Regions from separate parts of the Homo sapiens genome. Here all the other regions are linked to region 2. A link is a contact called in ENCODE Hi-C or POLR2A ChIA-PET data. All regions are on one chromosome and are shown on one strand. The core of a region is the stretch at or near the end of the contact, and the rest is flanking DNA. Distances in the headings are between cores, read along the strand shown.

The links. Hi-C counts contacts between places; a loop is a spot of excess contacts on that map. ChIA-PET counts read pairs that join two places held with the same protein, here RNA polymerase II (POLR2A). Pooled maps may share reads with other maps.
Region 1: a map of sigmoid colon shows a loop between it and region 2 (2.5-fold over the local background). The contact joins two enhancer-like sites. A Hi-C loop is called at or near these places in 4 of 168 maps with a recorded cell type or tissue (PC-9, endothelial cell of umbilical vein, posterior cingulate gyrus and 1 more) and 5 of 50 pooled maps.
Region 3: a loop to region 2 is called in a map of heart right ventricle, with 2.9 times the contacts of the local background. The contact joins two enhancer-like sites. A Hi-C loop is called at or near these places in 6 of 168 maps with a recorded cell type or tissue (CD14-positive monocyte, IMR-90, ascending aorta and 3 more), 11 of 37 single-sample maps with no recorded cell type and 20 of 50 pooled maps. POLR2A ChIA-PET finds 5 or more read pairs at or near these places in 1 of 52 experiments (activated T-cell).

Annotation. Positions count from the first base shown.
Region 1 is chr2:239,110,780-239,114,681 of GRCh38, forward strand. HDAC4 (histone deacetylase 4) reads right to left here. Exons shown (of 27, transcript NM_001378414.1): 14 at 747-933. Among named protein-coding and RNA genes, the nearest start is that of MIR4441, 27 kb to the left of the region's middle. Within about 2 kb of position 2,637, at least 9 of the 41 ENCODE cell types and tissues checked have a DNase peak (open chromatin) inside an H3K27ac peak, as active enhancers do.
Region 2 is chr2:239,996,814-240,000,957 of GRCh38, forward strand. The region is part of intron 8 of NDUFA10 (NADH:ubiquinone oxidoreductase subunit A10); the gene reads right to left. Among named protein-coding and RNA genes, the nearest start is that of NDUFA10, 26 kb to the right of the region's middle. Within about 2 kb of position 1,363, at least 2 of the 41 ENCODE cell types and tissues checked have a DNase peak (open chromatin) inside an H3K27ac peak, as active enhancers do.
Region 3 is chr2:239,148,343-239,152,192 of GRCh38, forward strand. The region is part of intron 7 of HDAC4 (histone deacetylase 4); the gene reads right to left. Among named protein-coding and RNA genes, the nearest start is that of HDAC4-AS2, 43 kb to the right of the region's middle. Within about 2 kb of position 2,254, at least 12 of the 41 ENCODE cell types and tissues checked have a DNase peak (open chromatin) inside an H3K27ac peak, as active enhancers do.

The DNA.
Region 1 (3,902 bases), core at 1,387-3,886, 880 kb before region 2:
GCCCTGCCAGAAGCCAGCCCTCCTTCCCTCCTCTCCCCTGCAGGGGTGGCTGGGTGGCGGGGCGGCCCAGGACAGCAGTCTCCTCCCCGGCTCTGGCTAGCTCCAGGCAGACAAGTCCAGGGCCCGGCCCCTCCTGCCTCCTCAGCCGTGGTGGACGCCTTACTTGCCTCCTTCTTGTGAGGGAAAACCAAGGACCCCTGCTGGCAGATCGCCTCCCCGGGGTGAGGATGGTATGAGGGATGGCACAGACAGAGGACGTGTGGCTCCCACAGCGTGTCCCAGGGGTCCCGGGCTCTGCTCTCGTGTAATCACAGCCCCCCGCCAGCCATTCACAGCCCTGTCACTGGAGCCTCAGCGTCAACGCTGTGGACGTGGGCGAAGTGTGAGGGAGTAAGCGGAGAAGCGTGGGCTCATGATTCCTGAGCCGGACCAGAAGCTGTAGGTTCTCATGGCCCCACGGGCATGGGCTGTGGACTGTTCTTGGAGGAGACCATGGGTCTCTGGGACAGGAAAGTGGGCAAGTGAGCCCGTGACAGGTCCCCAGCATGACAGAACTGAAGGTGTGGGGTGTAGGGCGGGGAGAGGGCCTCTGTGACAGACCTGTGTGGTCCCCACCATCCAGCGTGGCCCTCGTGCCTGCCCAGCCCCTCCTCAGCCTCTGCAGAGCTGGGCCGGGAAGAGCCCCCCGCGCTGTGCCCACTGTGGCCCGCGTTGCACCCTCAGGCTGCACAAAGGCCACGTGTTACCTGTCGTGAACCTCGGCTTGGTGGGGGGCTCCTGCACAGACACGGGGAAGGTGGCAGACGCGGGTGAGGACTGCGCCCGGGACAGAGGCCTGTGGCCGCCGAAGGACACGGGGATGCCGGCGGCCTCCATGGACGCCTGGTAGTTCCTCAGCTGGTGGATCCGCTGCTGCTCCAGCAGGAGGGCTTGCTGCGGGGAAGAAACGGCCGTGTTGGCGGTTGCGGATGTCTCCCGCCCCTGGGCTGCAGGGCTAGGGGTTGCCCTCTCTTGCAAGTCTCCCGTCCACGCACAGGCCATACATGGGCCACAAGGATGCCGGGAGGCCAGCTGCGTGGAGAGGCCTTCCCTGTGAGTGCCCTGAAGCCTGAGTGGGCCCAGAGCCAAGAACGAGGCCAGCACAGGCTCTGCCTCCCAGGACGGTCTCTCTAGGGAAGGCAGGCTGTCCACGTGGGATCCTGCCATGGGTTACGTTAACAGGATAACACAGGTTGAGTCAGGGGGTCCCAGGGAGGCCTGGCCCAGTATGGGGTATCAAGGAGGGCTTCTCTGAGGAGGTGCTGAGCCAGGAGCAGCCTGGAGCAGGTGCAGGGGAGTAGGGCCTGGCAGGTGTGGAGAGAAGCTCTTGCTGGGGCGGCAGCCTGGCCCTCGCTGGTTTCACTGGGGGATATGCGAAGGCCATGTAGATGTGGGGACCACAGCGTCCACTCTGCCATACCACACACATACGGTGAGTGGGCACGAAGCCCAACCCCCTTGTTGGGTTTGTGGGTCTTAGTTCTGACCAACAGCATTGAATCTGCATGCCAAACTTGGGCGAGAAAGCACCATCGGCTCTCAGACTTGAAAGTGCCAACTGGGCTTCATCTGCAGCCGCTCCCCTCCCTGGTCTCACATCCCACACACCCTCGTGCAGGCTAAAAGCAGTAACAGCCCATCAGCTTCTGGGCACCCAGGACCTTTGGGGCCTAGAGCAGGCCTGCTGGTGGGGATGTGCCTCTCTGATGAGATGGAGCTGGGCTGGGCTCTGTGTGTGGGGGGGGCACTCAGCCAGGGGCCTGGGACACCCTGAGGGATTCTGGGAACAGGCTGAGGTGCAAACCCCCATACGAGGCAGAGTGGAGTGGAGGGAGCAGGGCAGAGATGAGGTCACAGCTGCCAAGCCTCTCCCCAGACAGCAGCTGAGGGAGAGCACAGCAACCTGCCACCCAGGCCGAGGCACAAAGAAAGCCGGGCGCCTCCTTGCTGGGAGCTCTGCGCCAATCCTGTCTTAGTTTTGATGAACAAATCCTGTGAACATGGAAAACCAGGTACCTACATCCCAGCTCCTGTATGAAGGCAGAGCCCAGCCCTGTGCTGCCAGCACTGGGGGAAACCAGAGCTACCCGGCCAGGCTCCGATCTGTCCTGCCTTTAGGAATCAGGCTGGGCGTGGTGGCTCATGCCTGTAATCCCAGCACTTGGGGAGGCTGAGGCGGGTGGATCACCTGAGGTAAGGAGTTCGAGACCAGCCTGGCCAAAATGGTGAAACCCCATCTCTCCAAAAAAACAAACAAACAAAACAAACAAACAAACAAAAAATTAGCCAGGCGTGATGGTGGGTGCCTGTAATCCCAGCTACTTGGGAGGCTGAGGCAGAATAATTGCTTGAGCCCAGGAGGCGGAGGCTGTAGTGAGCTGAGATGGCACCACTGCACTCTAGCCTGGGCAACAGAGTGAGACTCTGTCTCACACACACACACACAAAAGGAATCAGAGCCAGGAGGGAGCAGAGAAGAAGGAAGCCCTGAGACAGTGGGAGGAGCTGCAGCAGGAGCTGGAGCAGGAGCCAGCACCCACAGGCCCCCAGTCTGCTGCTGACCAAATTCAGCTGGGATTGCCGTGGGCCCCACGCGGTTAAGTGGTTAATAAGCAATCCTCCCCGACGCGGGCTGGAGGTGCCCCGCCTTATGTTTACCTCGGCAAATTGCTCCGTGTACTACGACGTTTCCCTGATAAGGGGTTCTGCCTATTACTCTCCAGAGAGAACAGAAAATAAGTGTTTCTAATAATCATCTCATGCTTGGAATATAACAAGCCTCTTTTTCTCAAAGTAAAGGCTGATCTATGAGAAACTAGCCCTAAAAATTATTAATGTAAATAGTTTCCCATTTCTTATCAGCCTAATAATAGCACACTGAATTTCAGATCTTCATCAACTTACAAGGCCCGACCACAGGAAGAGGCCCCCACCCTGGGCCTGTCGGACAGGACCTGTGGACGAGTGTTCACCATGAAGCACCGTGTGTGTGCCAGAGAGGCCCGGGGCTTTCTCTCTCTGTCTTTGCCAAGCGTTAGTTCTGCTGGGCTTTGTAGTGTTTAGTGCCCGGGGTGCTAATTAAGAAGGCCCAGAAATTAGAGACAGGCCCCCCTCTGAACAAGAAGGAGAAATAGCACCCAATGCCAGCCACTGGGGGAAGCTCGGTGGAGAAGGGCTCCTGACCCAGAAGCCTCTGGAGACCACTGAGCACTGATCCCGTGTGTGGCAGGCTTGGGTCTAGGTGCTCCAGGTACAAGGCCCCACACTGATTCATTCAGTGGCAAGCATTTAAGAACTGTAGCTGAGAATTAAGGGGAACAGTTTACTGCAGGGCGTCCTGCTCCTGGCTTCCAAGGTGCTGCTGGGGGTGGAGATGCAGCGTCTGGCCACACAGCTGGCAGTCAGGAAGCTGGGGAGGTGCTCAACGGCACGGCCGGCATGGAGTCCAGAGAGAAGGGAGGGAACGAGCCAGTGGCTCCTGCAGCCGAGGCAGCAGCTCTGCTGCTGGAGGATAGAATCAAATCCTACAGAGCTGTGGTTCCTCGGACTGGCTTCCTGCCTACAGGGAGGAAGCCACTTTCCTGAGGGCACTCTAGCTGCAGATACGGGGCTCCAGCTGGCTGCCCAAATGCCTTAGGTATTTCTGCTGACTCAGAAGTTTAATGTTTCAATGGAAATTAACCAGTCATTCACTGGCCTTCTTCATCAGTCTCCTGTGAGTTTGGTTACTGGGTGTCAGTGCCCTGAAGCCTTACTGGCTCTGGGTGCCACAATCGCACCCGTCTGTCTGGATCTGCAGGGCTGCTCATTAGCACCTCTGGGTCACAAAAGGTCTTGACTTCTGATCAGGCCCTGCCTGCCTT
Region 2 (4,144 bases), core at 113-2,612:
TTTTTTTTTAACTCATCAGCTATCGTCAGTGTTATTTTATGTGTGGTCCAAGACAATTCTTCTTCTTCCAATGTGGCCCAGGGAAGCCAAAAGATTGGACACCCCTGCTTTAAATCATCTCTAGAGTATGTATAATACCTAATGCAATGTAATACAATAATATAGTATTATAATATCTAATACAATGTAAATGCTATATAAATAGTTGTTATACTGTATTTTTACATTTTTATTATTTTTTTATTGCTGTGTTATTTTTATTGGCTTTTTTCCCAAATATTTTTGATCCAAGGTTGGTTGAATCCAAGGATGCGGAACCCAGGGATACAAAGGGCTGACTATATTAGAAAAGAAAAAAGATCTAAAGTCAATAAGCTTAGGAATCTATAGAAAAAGAACAAGTGAAGCCTAAAGAAAGCAGAGAAAAAATAATAAAACTAGGGTATACATCAATAAAACAGAAAACAACTGGATAAATCATCAAAACAAAAACCAGGTTCTTCGAAAAAGTTAATAAATATGAAGGGAAAATTCACAAAGAGCAAATAAATAGCCAATAAAAATATAAATTGAAGTTTAGTGTTTATAAAATGCAAAGTAAAACAAATACTTGTATGGGTATCAGAATCGAAAGTTTTTGTTTGCATTTTGTTTAATTATATTCTTTATAGGGAAATTCAGAGAACCAGGTCCAAGTATGAATACTGGTACACATATTCCGGAGAATCATTTTGCAAAAACTCAATAGCTGTAAAATGCGTTCATATACTCTGACCACTTTTATACCTTAAGTAACCTGAAATTGAACAAGAAGGGGTACTACATGCTCTTTACTGTATTATGAACATGAAGAAACTGAAATAATCCAAGAGATCTATTTTAAAGAAACAGTAAATTATGCAGATTATGTAGTGTCGGAGAAGTCAAAACTTTTTCTGTAAATGGCCGGATAGCAAATACCAGGCTTTGAGAGCTATATACAGTTTCCATCACATAATCCTTCCTTTTCCTTCCAATCCTTTAAAAACGTTAAGGATCATTCTTAGCAGCTGACGGCTGGATCTGGCCCACAGGCCAAACAGTTTGCCAAGCCCTGATTTGCATCTCAATCAATGGTAAGTGCAGCATATATGGGGAGCCATGAAAAAATCAAATTTTAAAATGTTTAACAAAACAGGAACATGCTCAAAATATTGGAAGTAGAATACAAAAATACACACAAGATATATTTAGAAATATATGCACACACAAATATTTAAAGACTGGAAGAACCTGCATTCAACTGTTAATCCTGGCACTGTGGTGGCAGAAGCGCAGGTGATTTGATTCTATATTCAACCTTTGTTCCCGACTTTCTCTTCCAAGAGGGTGTGCCTTTGGCCTCTCATCCACTTTGTCATTTCAGTCCCCTCACCCCTCCCTCCTTCACTTTCCTCCTTACCCAGACTAAGCGTCATGGTTCACCACTACTCACATGCGATTTTGTCTGTGCTCAGTTCCCTTGCCCCTCTCTTACAAAACCTCAGTCCTGTTAAAATCCCAGGCTCTGCCCAAGGTAAAAAACCACATCTCCTAGGTTCGGATTTGCCTCCCCTGCCTGAAGTTTTTCTGCCAAAAGCACAGCTCTTGCGCTCTCAGAAAGCCTTTCCTTCGCCACACACAGAGCAGGCCTATGCTGCTGTCTGTGGCAGGGCCTCCTTGCGAGGCTGGCCCTTGGTTGGCTTCTGGAAACTCAGCTTCTAAAAAGTGCCCCATGCTAATGAGGCTGGGCAGCAAACTCAGCCCTACCAGGGTACGATGGGAGTTATGGAGAACACCTGCCTTCTTTCTGGGAGTCTGGAACCTGAGTAGTTGCGAAGCAGAGGATTCCTACGTGACCAGCCCCCAGTAAAAATTACGGGCAGTGAGTGTCTAAAGGGCTTTCCAGGCAGAAATACTGCCCATATGTTACTGTATTTTTCACTGCTTGAGAAAGTTGCTCAATCAATGTGTCAGTGTCCCTCACAGGAGGAAGAGCCTGTGCATGGATTTCTCCAGAGTCCAACATGTCTTTTTTTGTATTGATCTGTCTGCGTATCTGTCCTCATTCACTGTGATAAATCTTATTCTGAACAGAGATAGGCAGCTACCACAGAGGGAGCCCCCAAGGCTCCAACCCACAGCACACAGGCTCAGGATGCTGCACCAGGTAAGGACCACATGGAGCTGAGCTGCTGGCAGAGGGGAGGAGGCTGTGGGAACCAAGGAAGCTACCAAAGTGAACTTGGGTCTCCGAACTCACCACAGAAGCGGGGACTCCAGGAATTCTGTGGCAGGTTGTTTCTTTCTCCCTCTACTTTATATGAAAAACACCTGCAGTGACCAACTCAAGACTATGAATGGTCATCACCGCACAATGACATGGTGGCTGCCCCTGTTTCACGTAGGGATGCACGTTTTCATTCTGGACAGGGAACAACGGTGAATGCCGACCGTCCTCTGCATTCTCTGGGTGGACAGTCTGGGGCTGTTTTCCACCTGGCCCTTTAGATCTCCTCTCTACCATTCCTCCAAGGTGCTCTGTGCCCAGAGGCTGGCTCCTTGCATCCGAGGGGCTCTACTGCCCTCTGACTTCAAGCACAGCTGGGTGGATGATTGTTCTGCTGGTTCCCTGCATGCGGGTTCCCCATCCCCCTCGGGCTCCATCTGATGCTGGACAGCCTCTTCCATAGCAGCAGCAGCAGCAGCTCTGGACTCCAAAACCCAGTGCCCCCGCCCTCAACTGCCAGTTTCCCACTGTGGATGGCCTGGGTGTCTCACCATCCTGTTGCTTCCCTCAACCCTGCCCTGCTCTTTATCAATGGTTCCTTTACGTAACTCTCTTCTGTTCTCTGGTCAAATGTGCCATCTGTTTCCTACGAGGAACCTGACAGCTGCAGCTAAAGCTGAATTTTGGGAAAATGGAAATGTTACGGCAAATTCACAAAGTTATACTGATGGAGAGTGCACAACAGAGCCTTCCCGTGGCTTTCCTGTGAAACCCATGTTGTTTGTACCATGTGACAGGTTCCTGCCGGTTTCCAGTTATGCACAGCATGGCGTTTCCATCCACAACAGGTCACATATACAATGTGGTCCTACAAGATTCTAGTGGAGCTGAACACTTCCTATCACAGCAGCTGTCACAGCGCCGTGGCTCAGCGCATGACTCCCGTGTCTGCGGTGATGTGGCATTGACAAACCTACTGCACTGCCAGTCGTGGAAGAGTCCAGCACATACAATTATGTACAGTACAGAATACCTGATATTCTCATCAATGACCATGTTACTGCTTTAGGTTATTTACTATACTAGACATTTCATCGTGATTTTTAGAGTACTCATCTTACTTATTTAAAAAAGTAACTGTACAACAGCCTCAGGCAGGTCCTTCAGGCGGCATCCAGAAGAAGGCATCATTGTCACAGGAGGTGACAGCTCCACGCGTGTTACTGCCCGTGAAGGCCTTCCAGTGAGAAAGGTGTGGAGGTGGAAGACAGTGATACAGATGCTCCCGACTCCAGGTAGGCCCAGGCCACTGTGTTTGTATCTTAACTAACAACAACAACAACAAAAGTTTAAAAAGTAAAAATAAATAATTTTAAAAATCAGAAAATACTTCTAGAATAAGGATATAAAGAAAGAAAAAAATTTAAGTTTATAAAGAAAGTTATAGTAAGCTAAGGTTAATCTCTTACTGAAGAAAAAAACTTTTTATATAAATTTAGTGTAGCCTAATTGTACATTGTTTACAAAGTCTACCACAGTGTACGGTGATGTCCTAGACCTTCACATTCACCCACCACTCACTCACTGACTCACCCAGAACAACTGCCAGTCCCGTCAGCTCCACTCACGGTACATGCCCCAGACGGGTGGACCATTTTCACCTTTTATACCATATTATTTTTTATGTTTAGATACACAAATACTTACCGTCGTGTTACAACTGCCAACAGTATTCAGTACTGTACCATGCTGTACAGGTTTATGGCCTAGGAGCAACAGGCTCCACCACACCACCTAGGTGTGCAGGTTATAGCATCTACGCTTGTGTAAACACACACTATGATGTTTTCACGATGATGAAATCGCCTAACGACACCTTTCTTAGAACATATCCCT
Region 3 (3,850 bases), core at 1,004-3,503, 850 kb before region 2:
AGGTCGTACAACAAATTACTGGAAACGCCAGGAGAAGAGAGAATCAGCAGGGTGGAGAAATCATGAGCAGCAATTCCAGGCCTACTTGTCCAGCTGAAGAGGAGCTGGACACGGAGGCCAAGAATCCCCCACCTGCGGGATCCCAAACTGCTTCAGAGCTCTGGGGACAAAGGCTCGGCCTTGAGAACAGTTTTGTACTTGGCAACAGCCACATCGAGGGCAAGACGATGACCTGAAAACCCTGCAGGAAACCCGTCCCAACCAACTGATCATCCAAGAGTGCGACAGAATAAAGTGATTTACCAGCAAATGAGGACTCCAAAAACTCATGCTCCATGCACGACTTCTCCAAGAGCCACTGGAAGACGTGCATGACCAAGATGGCGAGGCCGCAGAAAGGAGGCCACGGAGCCCGGGAGAGGAGGCGGGGGCCAGGCCGGGAGAGCAGACCGTTCACACGCACCGGGCAGTGGGGCCAGAAGCACCAGGCGGCCTGCTGTGCAGAGGAGGGTCTCCTAGGTCTGCTGAAATGTGGGCCTGAATTGATAGCAGGCAGGTGTGAAACTAAGCAAATGAAAAAAATGATCAACTTCCGGAAAAATTTCTACGAGGTGAATGCAGTCCAGGTGGACTCTGGTTCTGCTGTGAACGTGACACACGCTGTAATAACGCAGGCGGGACAGGCAGTCAGGGACGGCCGTTCTCCTATCATGAACATCATGGGGGTCTATGTAAATGTACGTTTATTTACTTCGGTGAAAATAAAAAGATAATTCTGGCCGGGCATGGAGGCTCATGCCTGTAATCCCAGCACTTTGGGAGGCTGAGGCAGGTGGATCACCTGAAGTCAGGAGTTTGAGACCAGCGTGGCCAACATGGTGAAACCCGTCTCTACTAAAAATACAAAAATTAGCCAGGTGTGGTAGTGGCACCTGTAGTCCCAGCTACTCAGGAGGCTGAAGCAGGAGAATCCCCTGAACCCAGGAGGCGGAGGTTGTCTCACTTGGGCGACAGAGCGACGTTCCGTTTCAAAATAAATAAATAAATAAATAAATAAAAAGATAATTCTAAAAGACAAATGACAGACTGGAATCTAACTTCTGTAATACATGAAAACACAGCATTGCAAACAACATATAAACAGTACTTACAAAGGAACAAGCAAAGACGATGCCCCACAGAAGAACAGGTGAACGCACTGCCGCTAAGCAACCTCCATTCAGCACTGATGGAACCGCCTCACGTGCCCTGCGTGGCTCCAGATGCTGGGCACAGGGTGGCTCTGAAGACAGAGCCTGCTCAGGGCAGCCCCGCTGCCCAGCTCCGGGGCACCAGCCACCCTCGACTTTGAAGCACGTTGCTCACGTGCTCCTGGGGAGGGGGCAAGCACACAGCCATGCCCGCCCTTGACTGACGGTGACGGCACTGCTCACTCAAACACCAACAGGCTCGCCATCTTCACCACTGGCCACATTGCCTAGAATGAACTGCAACACCATCCCGCCTGCTCGTGGAGGGGGTGGGGAAAATGGACTCTCAGGCTGCTGGGGAGGGGGTATCATTTGCTCAATGTTTTGGAATATACATACTCTGAACCAGCAGCTCCATTTTCAGGAACCTTTCCTACAGAAATACTAACACAGTGAGGAAAGGTGCTCAAAGTTGCTGGCAAAATGGTAACCAGAAAACAGTCCAACTTATATCTATGTCTTAGACTACTTGAGAGAAAGGCGTTGAGCTTCATACGTAAAAATGGAATAATGGCCACCATATAATATTAATTAAAAATAAAGGTAGAGGAGAAAACGCAAAATGGGTATTTTTGTTAACAAGACAACTCAGATACATACAGAAACACAGGTACACACACAGACACACAGATACACACACAGAAACACAGATACACAGACATACAGATACACACACAGAAACATAGATACACACACAGGTACATACACAGATATACACACAGATACACAGAAACACAGATACAGAAACAGATACACAGAAACAGACACACACACAGAAACACAGATACACAAACACAGAAACGCACACAGATATACAGAAACACAGATACACACCCCACACACAGAAACACAGACACACACACAGATACATAGAAACACAGATACACACACAGGTACACACACAGATATACACACAGGTACATAAACACAGATACAGCAGCAGGAAGTCTCACCACGCTGCACCTCCTCAAGTATATACCACACCTTCACATACAGCAGCAGGAAGTCTCACCGCGCTGCACCTCCTGAAGTATGTACCACACCTTCACATACAGCAGCAGGAAGTCTCACCACACTGCACCTCCTGAAGTATGTACCACACCTTCACATACAGCAGCAGGAAGTCTCACCACGCTGCACCTCCTGAAGTATGTACCACACCTTCACATACAGCAGCAGGAAGTCTCACTACGCTGCACCTCCTGAAGTATATACCGCACCTCCTGAAGTATATACCACACCTTCACATACAGCAGCAGGAAGTCTCACCATGCTGCACCTCCGTATGTACCACACCTTCACATACAGCAGCAGGAAGTCTCACCACACTGCACCTCCTGAAGTATGTACTACATTACACCTTTACATACAGCAGCAGGAAGTGTGGGCACTGCCCATTTCTTCCTGGTCCCACCCCTCTCCAGCAGTTTCTGCAAACTGCATTAGAACAAGGGACAGCAAGCAATGGTCAGAGGCAAACAGAGAGCCCCTTCCCAAACTCAGGGATGAATGTGAGGGTGGAAAACACACTCTGTCCTATTTCACAGTACCCTGAGCCTACTCTACACACAGATAAGAACAAACACTTGTAACTTTATTCAGGTCACTAGTACACAGGGCGAAAGCCATGAGCCTATTGATGAGCTGTGGGACTTGACTAATGAAAGAACCATGAAGCCATGAAGTGGATGCCCACCGCCCCACCTTGCAGACCTGCGGACACAACGGGAGGTCATCTAGTCTGCCCAGGATATGGTGTCGTGGGCGCCAGCCTGGCCACAGGCCCTGTGCTCTTCCTCACCAAGCGGGACAGCTTCCCCCCAAAATGGAGGAAAACCCACCCTATCTGCACATCTAAGCAATGGATGGATGTTTCCCATGGGCAGCCGTGACCTTGAGTGACTGGTTTCAGAAGGCCCCAGGTGAGGAGGGCAGAGCTAGATGAACACTTTTCAAGCCTGACCATGGAGGCAAGTGCAGAGGGAGCCCAGGACCTTTGACTGACTGCCCAGATCCATGATCCATACAGGGGCCAACAGAATTCGGTCCCTAGGACCAGCCCAGCCTCCTCCCAATTCACACCCAACTGTGGGGACCAAGCCCTACCAGGCAGGCTAGAGAATGCCGGAACAAGGCTGAAGTTACCAACTTCTCACCAAACGTGAGCTCTGGGATTTTGCTTCCTTAAAAGAGCCAGGACAATCCATGGCAGTGCCACAGCCCAGGCCAGCAGCCGGGCCCCAACACATGCTGGGGAGAGTGTTTGCTGCTAGGACCATGTGCCCAGGGACACATGAGGATGCTGGACAAGGAGTGCTGTGGAGTGCACGGTTTTCAGTGCTCAGGCCCAAGAAGCTGCTGACAAATGGGAACGAACTGTGCTGGCTGGACAACAGTTAGTTAGTTGTTTTGGCCTCCTTTCATCTATCAGCAGTCACATGAGGGGAAAATTTAAGAGTCATTATAAAAAATACACGGTGACTAATATCTTTAAGAAGATCACGATGAAGATGTTACTGGGGAAAACTAAGATCCCTCAACATCATCAAAATGACAAAACGTTGCTTGCTTTTAAAAGTGGAAAAGCCTCCATTCCTCAG